2 separate regions of the Homo sapiens genome follow, and region 2 is linked to region 1. Evidence: read pairs that join two places in POLR2A ChIA-PET (ENCODE). Cell type or tissue: PC-3. All regions are shown on one strand. Each heading gives the region's core, and the rest is flanking DNA. Links, peaks and the distances in the headings are about the cores only.

Evidence for each region. ChIA-PET counts read pairs that join two places held together with the same protein. Peaks named below come from ENCODE experiments on the same cell type or tissue, not always from the same donor. Only the 100,000 strongest peaks of a DNase experiment are listed, where the experiment ranks them.
Region 2: POLR2A ChIA-PET joins it to region 1 with 21 read pairs; 5 of 35 experiments call an interaction of 5 or more read pairs at or near these places.

Annotation. Positions count from the first base shown.
Region 1 is chr3:57,996,956-58,002,334 of GRCh38, forward strand. No RefSeq gene overlaps it. Among named protein-coding and RNA genes, the nearest start is that of FLNB, 8.8 kb to the right of the region's middle. RefSeq lists an enhancer at 862-1,437. In PC-3, for the core only: no CTCF peak of the experiment used is centred there; DNase peaks (open chromatin) are centred at 2,676 and 3,976; H3K27ac peaks cover 3,740 bases.
Region 2 is chr3:57,921,897-57,927,275 of GRCh38, forward strand. SLMAP (sarcolemma associated protein) reads left to right here. Exons shown (of 25, transcript NM_001377540.1): 23 at 993-1,127; 24 at 3,949-4,038. The coding sequence ends at 4,032. Among named protein-coding and RNA genes, the nearest start is that of FLNB, 84 kb to the right of the region's middle. In PC-3, for the core only: no CTCF peak of the experiment used is centred there; no DNase peak of the experiment used is centred there.

The DNA of each region.
Region 1 (5,379 bases), core at 288-5,287:
GCTCTGTCACCCAGTCTGGAATGCAGTGGTTTCATCTCAGCTCACTGCAATCTCCACGTCCTATGCTCAAGCCATCTTCCCACCTCAGCCTCCTGAGTAGCAGGGGCTACAAGTGCACACCACCATGCCCTGTACTTTTTGTAGAGATGGGATTTTGCTATATTGTCCAGGCTGGCCTCGAACTCCTGAGCTCAAACAATCTGCCCACCTCTGCCTCCCAAAGTGCTGGGATTACAGTTGTGAGCCACTGCACCCAACTGCTATTTTTGTTTCTAAAATGTGCACACAAATTAAATCATACAAATTCATGCTGGTCTGTAACTTGCTTCTCCCCTCCTCCTGCTTTACAATAAATATTCAGATAAGCCTATATAGATCCATTACATTCTTTTAAGAAGTACAGCTGAGTGCAGTGGTTCATCCCTGTAATCTCAGCACTTTGGGAGACCAAGGTGGGAGGATCACTTGAACCCAGGAGTTGGAGACCAGCCTAGGTGACATAATAAGACCCCATCTCTAAAAAAAAAAAAAAAAAAAAATTATTTTAAAAGTGCCAAAGTAGCCCATCTGATGGATGTACTGTAATGCAGCTCCTTTCAAACTTGAATGAGCACATGGATCACCTTAGGGGTCTTGTTAAACTGCAGCCCCTGATTCAGTGGGTCTGGGTGGCACCTGAGATTCTGCACACTCCCAGGTGACGTCCAGGCTGCTAGTGGGACCACATTTTTTTTTTTTGAGACAGAGTCTTGCTCTGTCACCCAGGCTGGAGTACAGTGGTGCTATCTTGGCTCAGTGCAACCTCTGCCCCAGATTCAAGCAATTCTCCTGTCTCAGCCTCCCGAACAGCTGGGATTACAGGCATCTGCCATCATGCTCAGCTAATTTTTGTATTTTTAGTAGAGGCGGGTTTCACCATGTTGGCCAGGCTGGTCTTGAGCTCCTGACCTCAAGTGATCCGCCTACCTCAGCCTCCCAAAGTGCGGGGATTACAGGTGTGAGTCACCTCGCCCGGCCCTAGTGGGACCACATGTTATCAGTCCACTAGTGAGGGATATTTAGCTTGCTGTAAAAAGTGCTGCAATAAACTTCCTTGAAGATACATTCTGGAGTGCTACAGAATAGGTTTTGGAGTTAGAAAGCAAAAGGGTGGCTGGGCGTGGTGGCTCATGCCTATAATCCCAGCACTTTGGGAGGCCGAGGCGGGTGGATCACTTGAGGCCAGGAGTTCCAGACAAGCCTGGCCAACATGATGAAACCCTGTCTCTACTGAAAATACAAAAATTAGCCAGGTGTGATGGTGGGTGCCTGTAATCCCAGCTACTTGGGAGGCTGAGGCAGGATAATTGCTTGGACCTGCGAGGTGGAGGTTGCAGTGAGCCAAGATCGTACCACTGCACTCCAACCTGGGTGACAGAGACCCTGTCAACAAAAAAAGGAAAGAAAGAAAGAGGAAGAAAGAAGAAAGAAAAGAAGGAGAAAGAAAGAAAAGAAAGAAAGAGAAAGAGAGAAAGAAAAGAGAAAGAAAAGGAAGGAAAGAGAAAGAGAAAGAAAAGAAAAGAGAAAGGAAAAGAACGAAAAAGAAAGAAAGAGACAAAGAAAGAAAGAGAGAAAGAAAAGGAAGAAAGAAAGAAAGAAAAGCAAAAGTTGAGTTCTGATGCTGTCACTGTGTGACCTTGAGCAAGTCACTTCACCTTTCCGAGCTCTCCCCACTCCATAGCAATTCAATGAGTGATCATAAACGCCTCCACTCTTTTAGATAATAGGGATAAGAATAAACACTCTGTTCTCGGGCGCTCTGAGAATAATACTGCTAACTCTGGCTGGCGGAGGAGTAGATGAGATAAGGACAGAAAAGGGCTTTGTCAGCGTAAAGCCATTCGCAAAGGGGAAGCTCTGTTCCAGTTGGAAGGCAGACTGGCTTTGCCAGGTGAGCAGTAGCTAGACAGTTTTCTTTAGCAGAAAAGTGCTCTGTGGCATTTGTCTGCAGTTAAAACAAAATAAAACAGAGTCACACAAAAATCTTCTAAAGAAGTGAAAGTCAGACTGGGTGGAGGAAGACAGCCCACTCATTTGCAAATTGCACATGTGAGATTCTAGTGAGACTAAGGTGGGGTGTGAGGCATGCTCTGGCCATGGGTTCCACCTTGGGCTGGGAAGGGCCAGTGGGAGGAAGTTGAGGCCCTTAGCAGGCCCTGATTCCCCACCTCTGCTGAGGAACAACACGCAGATGTGGAGTGAAGGGTGGCTGCCGCCTTCATTCTCTTACCACAGAAAGGTAAGCTGTGCTTTGGGCAGTTAGGGCTGTGTGTTCTGAAGGATTGAAGAGATCTCCAAGATGCAGAGCTGGCTTCTAGAGTCGGTTAGACTAGGGTTCAAATTCAGATTCTGACACTTAATACCCACAGGAGCTTGCATAGGGGACTTTCTCTTTGAGCCTCAGTTTCCCAACTTGTGCTACAGGGATGATAATGTTAGTACAGTAGTTCTCCTTTGTCCACAGTTTCACTCTCCATGGTTTCAGTTTGCTACAGCTAACTACAATAAAAAAAACATGGAAAATTCCAGAAAGAATTCATGTTTTACATTGCACACCGTTCTGAGTAGCGTGATAAAATCTCACCCTGTCCCACCCTGTCCTGCCTGGGACGTGAATCATCCCTTTGTCCAGTGTGTACACATGCTGTCTACGCCACCTGCTCATGGTCCTCTTAGTTATCAGATTGAAAAAGCATGGGAAATATAGGATTCAGCACTGTGGGCAGCCTCACGCATTCACTGGAGGTCTTAGAACATGTGTGTCACAGATAAGGGGGGACTATTGTATCACACTCAGTAACACACACAGTATTCTTGAGATTTAAAAAAGGATGCGGTGGCTCACGTATGTAATCCCAACACATTGGGAGGCAGAGGCAGGCAGATCACTTGAGTCCAGGAGTTTGAGACCAGCCTGAGCAACATGGAAAGACCCCTATCTCTACAAAAAATACAAATATTTGGGCGTGGTGGTGATGTGCACCTGTGGTCCCAGCTACTCACAAGGCTGAGGTGGAAGGATCGCTTAAGCCTGGGAGGTCCAGGCTGCAGTGAGCTGCCATGACACCTTCGCAATCTGCCTTGGTGACGGAGTGAGACCCTGTCTCCAAAAAAAAAAAAAAAAAAAAAAAGAAAAAAGAAAAGAAAAAAGATAACCCATGTTAAGATACTTAGTGTGGCATTTCTTACATCTGTGAGGATCAAAGGAGAGACTATAGATACAATCACTTAGCCCACTGTGTGAATAAACAGACAGTAGAGAATTGCTGTCATGAAAATTGCTCTGCCCTGCCCCTTCTGATCTCCACCTTGGCTGCTGGATTAAGAGTGGGAGGGTTGGAGTGAAGGCCTGTGCCTTCTTTTTTATTTTTTGAGTCAGGGTCTCACTATGTTGCCCAGGCTGGTCTCCAACTCCTGCGCTCAAGAAATCCTTCCACCTCAGCCTCCCGAATGGCTGGGATTGCAAGGATGAGCCCCCCGGCCGGACTCCCATGCCTTCTTCAAGCAGCCTGCCTGCCAGCAGCCCCTGCCTTATCTCAGGTCAAGGCTGGCTGGTGGCGCCATTTTGAATCTGGAACTGCAAAATGCCATTATCTTTTGCTACCTGGTGGGGAAGGCCTGCCCTCTCAGCACTCCTCCTCTTCTTCCCACCTGAGTGGGCTTCCTCCCAGCACCCTACCCAGATGGTCTCAGGACCTTCACAGCCAGACTGGGGCTGGGGGGTGAGCACACCCACCTGTCTAGGGAGCTGTTGAGAAACCAGCTCCTCCTTCCTCTCAGGGTGGAGGCAAAGGAAATATGCTTCTTTATATTTTGCTTCTCTTTCTTGGTGGCAGGGTGTGGACATTGGTGTAAAATTACAACTGAGAAGGCCCCCGCCCTGGGGTGAGGACTCCTGGGGCCCCACCCTGGGGAGGACATGAATTCATTTTGCAAGTCCTGACTCTCTATCTCTATTTCCTTTGGAAAGCGGGCTTCTAAATCTGGAACCTTCAGCCTGCATTCTTTGGATGTTCAGTCATGAAGGTGCAGTGATGATCATGATAATAGCAGTATTAACTCCCTCAGTTGATACTTATTTGCTAAGTGCTATGCCCCCAGTTTCTCATTTATCAGAAACTCCTGGAAGACATGTTAACAATGGCGGTTACCTGTAAGGAAACAAACTCTGGGTAGCTCCAGGTCCTTGCAGTTAATCATAACTGTTCCCGGGGGACTTTTTTAGTATCCACGCTCTGCCACTCTGTGATCTCAGGCATATGACTACCCCTTTCAGCCTCAGTTGCCTTACCTGTAAAATGGGGATAATAACAACACCTCCTAGGGTTCTTGTGAAGACTAAATGAGATAACATCAGTACTCCAGAAATGGAAGCTTCTATTACTATGGCCACCACTACTTTTACTATTACAAATATCCTGACATTAATATAATGACTACAATAGTGGACCCCAGGACACTGAGAAACCACAGAATGAAGGTTCACCTGGGACCCCTCTCACAGAGCTGGGATTCCTGAATTGTGCAAGTGGGTTTCACATATAGAAATGGAAGTCCAAGCATTAGGAAAAATAACTAATGCATACTGGGCTTAATACCTAGGTGATGGGTTGATAGGTGCAGCAAACCATCATGGCACATGTTTACCTATGTAACAAACCTGCACATCTGCATATGTACCCTGCAACTTAAAAATAAATAATAAATAAATAAATATGCCAGGTGCAGTGGCTCATGCCTGTAATCCCAGCACTTTGGGAGGCCGAGGCAGGTAGATCACCTGAGGTTAGGAGTTCGAGACCAGCCTGACCAACATGGTGAAACCCCGTCTCTACCAAAAATACAAAATTAGGCTGGGCGCGGTGGCTCATGCCTGTAATCTTAGCACTTTGGTAGGCTGAGGAGGGCAGATCATGTGAGGTCAGGAGTTCAAGACCAGCCTAGCCAACAGGGTGAAACCCTGTCTCTACTAAAATACAAAAATTAGCCGGGCATGATGGCAGGTGCCTGTAATCCCAGCTACTCGGGAGGCTGAGACAGGATAATCGCTTGAACCCAGGAGACAGTGGTTGCAGTGAGCGGAGATCATGCCACTGCACTGCAGCCTAGGGGACTGAGAGAGATTCCGTCTCAAAAAAAAAAAAAAAAAGTAACTCGGTGTGGTGGCACATACCTGTAATTCCAGCTACTTGGGGGGCCTGAGGCAGAATTGCTTGAACCTGGAAGGCGGAGGTGAGCTGAGATCATGCCATTGCACTCCAGCCTGGGCAAAAAGAGTGAAATTCTGTTTTAAAAAAACAGATTAAAAAATAAATAAATAAATAAAAGAAAAAAAAGAAA
Region 2 (5,379 bases), core at 207-5,206, 75 kb before region 1:
GTTTTGCCATGTTGGCCAGGCTGGTCTCAAACTCCTGACCTCAGGTGATCCGCCCACCTTGGCCTCCCAAAGTGCTGGGATTACAGGTGTGAGCCACCGTGCCCAGCCAATGCCTGTTTTAAGTGGAGAAATAGAAATTTCCCAATCATAGTGGTCGGTACTTCAGATACATTTCTTTGCTTCATTTGCCTAGAAAATTCACTTATCCAGAACACTTTAATACCCAGTAATGCTGGGTAAAGGGAAACCTATTGGGAATTAATACTTTTTACTTCAAGACTAAAATAGCTTGGCTGACACTCCTTACTAGGATATAAACTCAGGCTTCCTAACATTGGCTATGGAATTTTTCTTCACCTACTTTTCTTTTGCTCAGTTTGAAATTTTCCTTTTCTCCTGTAACTCACTTGGTGGAAAAGTGATCCTTTATATTAAAAACAGATGACAAAATGGTGATTACTCTTAATTTTTTTTAACTCCAGGGCCAGAAAATTCTTACATGGAATAAAGTCAACATTAAAGGCTTTTCTTTTTTTTTTTTTTTTTTTGAGACGGAGTCTCCCTCTGTCACCCAGGCTGGAGTGCACAGTGGCATGATCTTGGCTCACTGCAACCTCTGCCTCCCGGGTTCAAGCGATTTTCCTGTCTCAGCCTCCCGAGTAGCTGGGATTACAGGCATGCACCACCACGCCCAGCTAATTTTTGTATTTTTAGTAGAGATGGGGTTTCTTCATGTTGGTCAGGCTAATCTCGAACTCCTGACCTCGTGATCTGCCCGCCTTGGCCTCCCAAAGTGCTGGGATTACAGGCGTGAGCCACTGCGCCCGGCCAAAAGACTTCTTATGAGTGCAAGTTATTCCTCCTTAAACAAAAAGACTTGACTTTGGTGTTCCAGGTGACTAAATAGGATCTGGCGTATAAACCTGATTAGAACCATAACATCATACCCATTTTAAGTTGTATCTGCACACTTTTTTTTTCTTTGCCTTTAGTATGAAAAGACACAGACTGTACTCTCAGAACTGAAGTTGAAGTTTGAAATGACTGAGCAGGAAAAGCAGTCAATCACAGATGAGCTCAAACAGTGTAAAAACAACCTGAAGCTGCTCCGAGAGAAAGGAAATAATGTAAGTCTTTGCAAACTTGGCTTAGCTTTGATTGAGAGGCACATGAGAGATTGAAATTGATTTTCAGAGGACTTTATCACTGATTTGTGAAGCAAATGGTACAGATGAAATAGGCTTTTCATTATGAAATTCCATGATAGAATCATTGTGCTGTCAGATTTTTGAGTAAGAATTTGTACCTTTAACCTATACTCCTAGAAGAGCCTCAGGACTGCCTGGAGGAAGAGCCTTGTTTGCAATAAAGCAGCTTGCTTAAGAACTGTCAGCTTTTCCCAGATGAGTCTGAAGCTCTGTCACTAAGCTATCATCTGGCTCTTGTTTCTCCCCTGCTGGGAAATGAAGCATTGTACCACCAGGGATCCATTTAAGAGAGAGTAGTACATGTTGTTCTTATACCAATAATGTTCTCACTGAGGCACAATTTCTAAAAAGCTTAATGTCTCTTTGTCATTCTGTAAATATTAGAAAATATTTGGTGAGTTTCTGTAGGGCTGTGAGAGAGAGAGATGAACATTTTGGTATAAATTGAGTTTAATTTTTTTGTTTTTCATTTGCTAGAAAGACAGATGGTCTTTAAAAAGATGTTATACTAAATAAATGTTGTGTTGTACGTTTTGGTGATCGTTACCTTTGTGGGCCCTGATAGATGTTTAGTGTGGTTGGTTGTGCTCTGACTTATTTAAAACCACTGTCATGGCTTGGACACTGCAGTGTGCGTGAGCCACATACTTCCTATGGAGGAAGCCACTTCGCTTACCTTGCAGCACAAGTACAAAAGAGTGATGTTGCATGGCCATCGTGTTACTCATTTGCACACAGAATGCTCATGAGTTGTGTCCAACTGTCCTTTGCTAAAGAAAGTCTTAGTTTGTAGACAGTAAAGTCTTGCTGCTTAGGTAGAAGCCTTTTAGAAGTTGATGAACTGGGTGTGGAGGCTTTATGCTAAGGAAAAATGGTTTGCATTTACTTTTCAAAATGTAGATTACATAACTCTTCTAAAATCAGATCATAATGGTTTGGTTACTTCTCTTTTGTGTTAATTCATATCCCTGGGATTATGGAATTTCAGTCTACTGCTAAATTAACCCATGAAGACATCTAGCATAATCAGAATGGATCTCCCCATACTATTTAGAACCTTTTCAAAAGTAACTTTGCTATTATTATTTATAGCTACCATTCACCTTAGGGGTGAATTTCCTTTTTTTGTGATATTGCACCTATGGTATTAAAATATTACTCTGTAATAACACTCATTGTAGCAGTTTTCTTTCCATTTTAAAAATTAATTGTATTCTGGTAACATGATTGAAAGCCCTGAGACTCAGCTGCCTTTTTTTTTTCTTTTTTCTCTTTTTTTTTGAGACGGAGTTTTGCTCTTGTTGCCCAGGCTGGAGTGCAGTGGCATGATCTCAGCTCACCGCAACATCCACCTCCCGGGTTCAAGCAGTTCTCCTGCCTTAGCCTCCTGAGTAGCTGGGATTACAGCATGTGCCACCACACCTGGCTAATTTTGTATTTTTAGTAGAGATGGGGTTTCTCCATGTTGGTCAGGCTGGTCTTGAACTCCCAACCTCAGGTGATCTGCCTGCCTTGGCCTCCCAAAGTGCTGGGATTACAGGTGTGAGCCACCGTGTCCAGCTCTGCCTGTCTTTATATACCAAACCTTTATTACATGTGAAATCTCTTGCCTGATTTAGGAAGCACGCATTATCACAGGGCATTTATTTTGAAGCTTGAAAGCAGTATCATCTAATAAGCAAAAGAGCTTTGGTTGAAAAAAAAAATTTGTTAGAGGGATAAAATAACCATTGCTGAGGGAGTACATTGTCAAATAATGGATTTCAGGTATCGAGCAAAAATAGTGTACTGTCAAGCAGAGAGCATCAGCTGGTGGTGAAGTATTGTCAGTGTTTTTTGTTTTTTGTTTTTTGTTTTTTTTTTTTTTGGTGACAGGGTCTTGCTCTGTCACCCAGGCTGGAGTGCAGTGGCATGATCTCACCTCACTTCAGCCTTGACCTTCCCAGTTCAAGCAATGCTCCCACCTCAGCTTCCCAAGTAGCTGGAATTACAGATGTGTGCCACCATGCTCAACTAATTTTTGTATTTTTTGTAGGGACAGGGTTTTGCCATGTGGTCCAGGCTGGTCTCAAACTCCTGGCCTTAAGCAATCTGCCCACCTCAGCTTGCCAAAGTGCTGGGATTACAGTCATGAGCCACTGCATTCGGCCTGCTCTGTCTTCATGTGCTATATTTCATTAGAATGTTAGGTACACCCACATTGCCCATTGCCTTCAGCTGTTTCTTTCTCTTTTTTTTTTTTTTTCAACGGAGTCTCTCTCTGTCACCCAGCTTGGAGTGCAGTGGCACTCTCAGCTCACTGCAACCTCTGCCTCCTGGTTCAAGCAATTCTCCTGCCTTAACCTCCAGAGTAGCTGGGATTACAGGCATGCACCACCATGCCTGGCTAACTTTTGTATTTTTAGTAGAGACAGCATTTCACCATGTTGGCCAGGCTGGTCTCAAACTCCTGACCTCAGGTGATCCACCTGCCTCAGCCTCCCAAAGTGCTGGGATTACAGGCATTGAGCCTAACGGTTCCTAGCTATTCCTTTTAAACTGATAGTTTCCCAACTTGCATACCACAGTCTATCAGATTGTGTTAGATGTCTTTAAAATGTTTGAATCTGTGTAAAACCTGAGTGGTATACTTCTATTATTTCATTCTTTCTTCCTACCTCCCACCCTACTGGGGTCTGAATCCTCTTATCTGATTACTTTCATAGCATAAAATGATTTTAATATGCCTTCCCTTCTTTAGCCTTCCATATTACAACCCGTCCCAGCCGTATTCATCGGCCTATTCCTGGCTTTCCTGTTTTGGTGTTTCGGTCCATTGTGGTAGAGAAAGGTACAAGCACTATTGTTGAGTCCTTGTCTGTTTGTCCCCGTCACCTTTTTGTGCCATATTTGTAATATAGTGCATGGCAAGAACACACAGGTATTTTGTTACCTGAAGCAAACCCTTCATTTAGTATGCCGTGTATTTGTGTCATACCAATGAACTGAACAGTCAACTAATCCCATAACTTTTTGTCTTGTTTACTTTGTAGTAATGCTAACCATGAGTTAATTCCAACCTAACCAGTTGTTAATATGCTTCCATTAACTGAGTCTTTATCTCTAGCAAACTGGAGTGCACTATGAATTTCTGCAATATTAGTACCCTCTTTCCAATTATGTGTTTAATCAGATTTGAATGAGAAATGAAGAGTTTGCCTCCTTGAAGTTTTCAGCCAGCCTTCTTCCCCTTCCTCCTTATCCTCTTCCTTTTCATAGTGTAGATTTTCTTTGTTTCAACCCTTTGCCTGTTTATACTATGGCTATGAAGATGAAAAATAATGAGATTAACATAATGAACCATTGGCTCACAATCTCAACCCTATTGTGTACTTGCAAGGATATAAATGTATCCCATTTCTTTCTGAGCCCTGACCTGCAACATCAGAATATTTCTTTAAAAACCAGTTTTTCTCAATAACACTTCTGGAATACAAGTAAAAATAAAAGTGTCAACCAAAGCAAGTTGATCTTATAAAGCCCTCTAAAAGCTAGCAGGCAACAGCCCATCCATGCTTGTTTCTAACTGGCATGCATGTTAGTAGAGCATATGCGGTGATCATGTGGCTTTATTACACTGAACAGAGTCTATACCAGAATTATCAGACAGGCAGGATCCCTAATGTTACTTTTCCATCTTGAACCCTGTTTGATTTTGTCTTCTGTGGTTTCAAGTTGGACGACCAAAGCCTAGACCATTATCACCTTAGCCACTATCCCCTTGCATAAAATATCCCAACATGTGAGTCTGGTTCTTATCAAGAAATAAACATTTTAGGCAGAAACATACTACAGGTGTCTATATACATCAGTTATATTGGAATATATGGATACCAGAGTAAATAAAGCAGGCAGAGCCCACAAATTTTCTTAGAAGTCACTATTAGGTTTCAACTGTAACAAAGTTGAAAACTTCCCAGGACTTTCTTGGGACGTGTTAGACTTCCAAATTGGTGTTCCTGCTATTATGACTCTTCTTATACCTGCACTCCCTCACTTTTTTTTTTCTTTTCAAACTTTATATTTATGATGCAGAAATAAGATTTTTCCAATATTCTGTTAAGTATTCAGGACTCTCTGGAACCAAGGGGTTAATAGGTATGAAAAGAGAGGGGAGAATGTGATATTGACT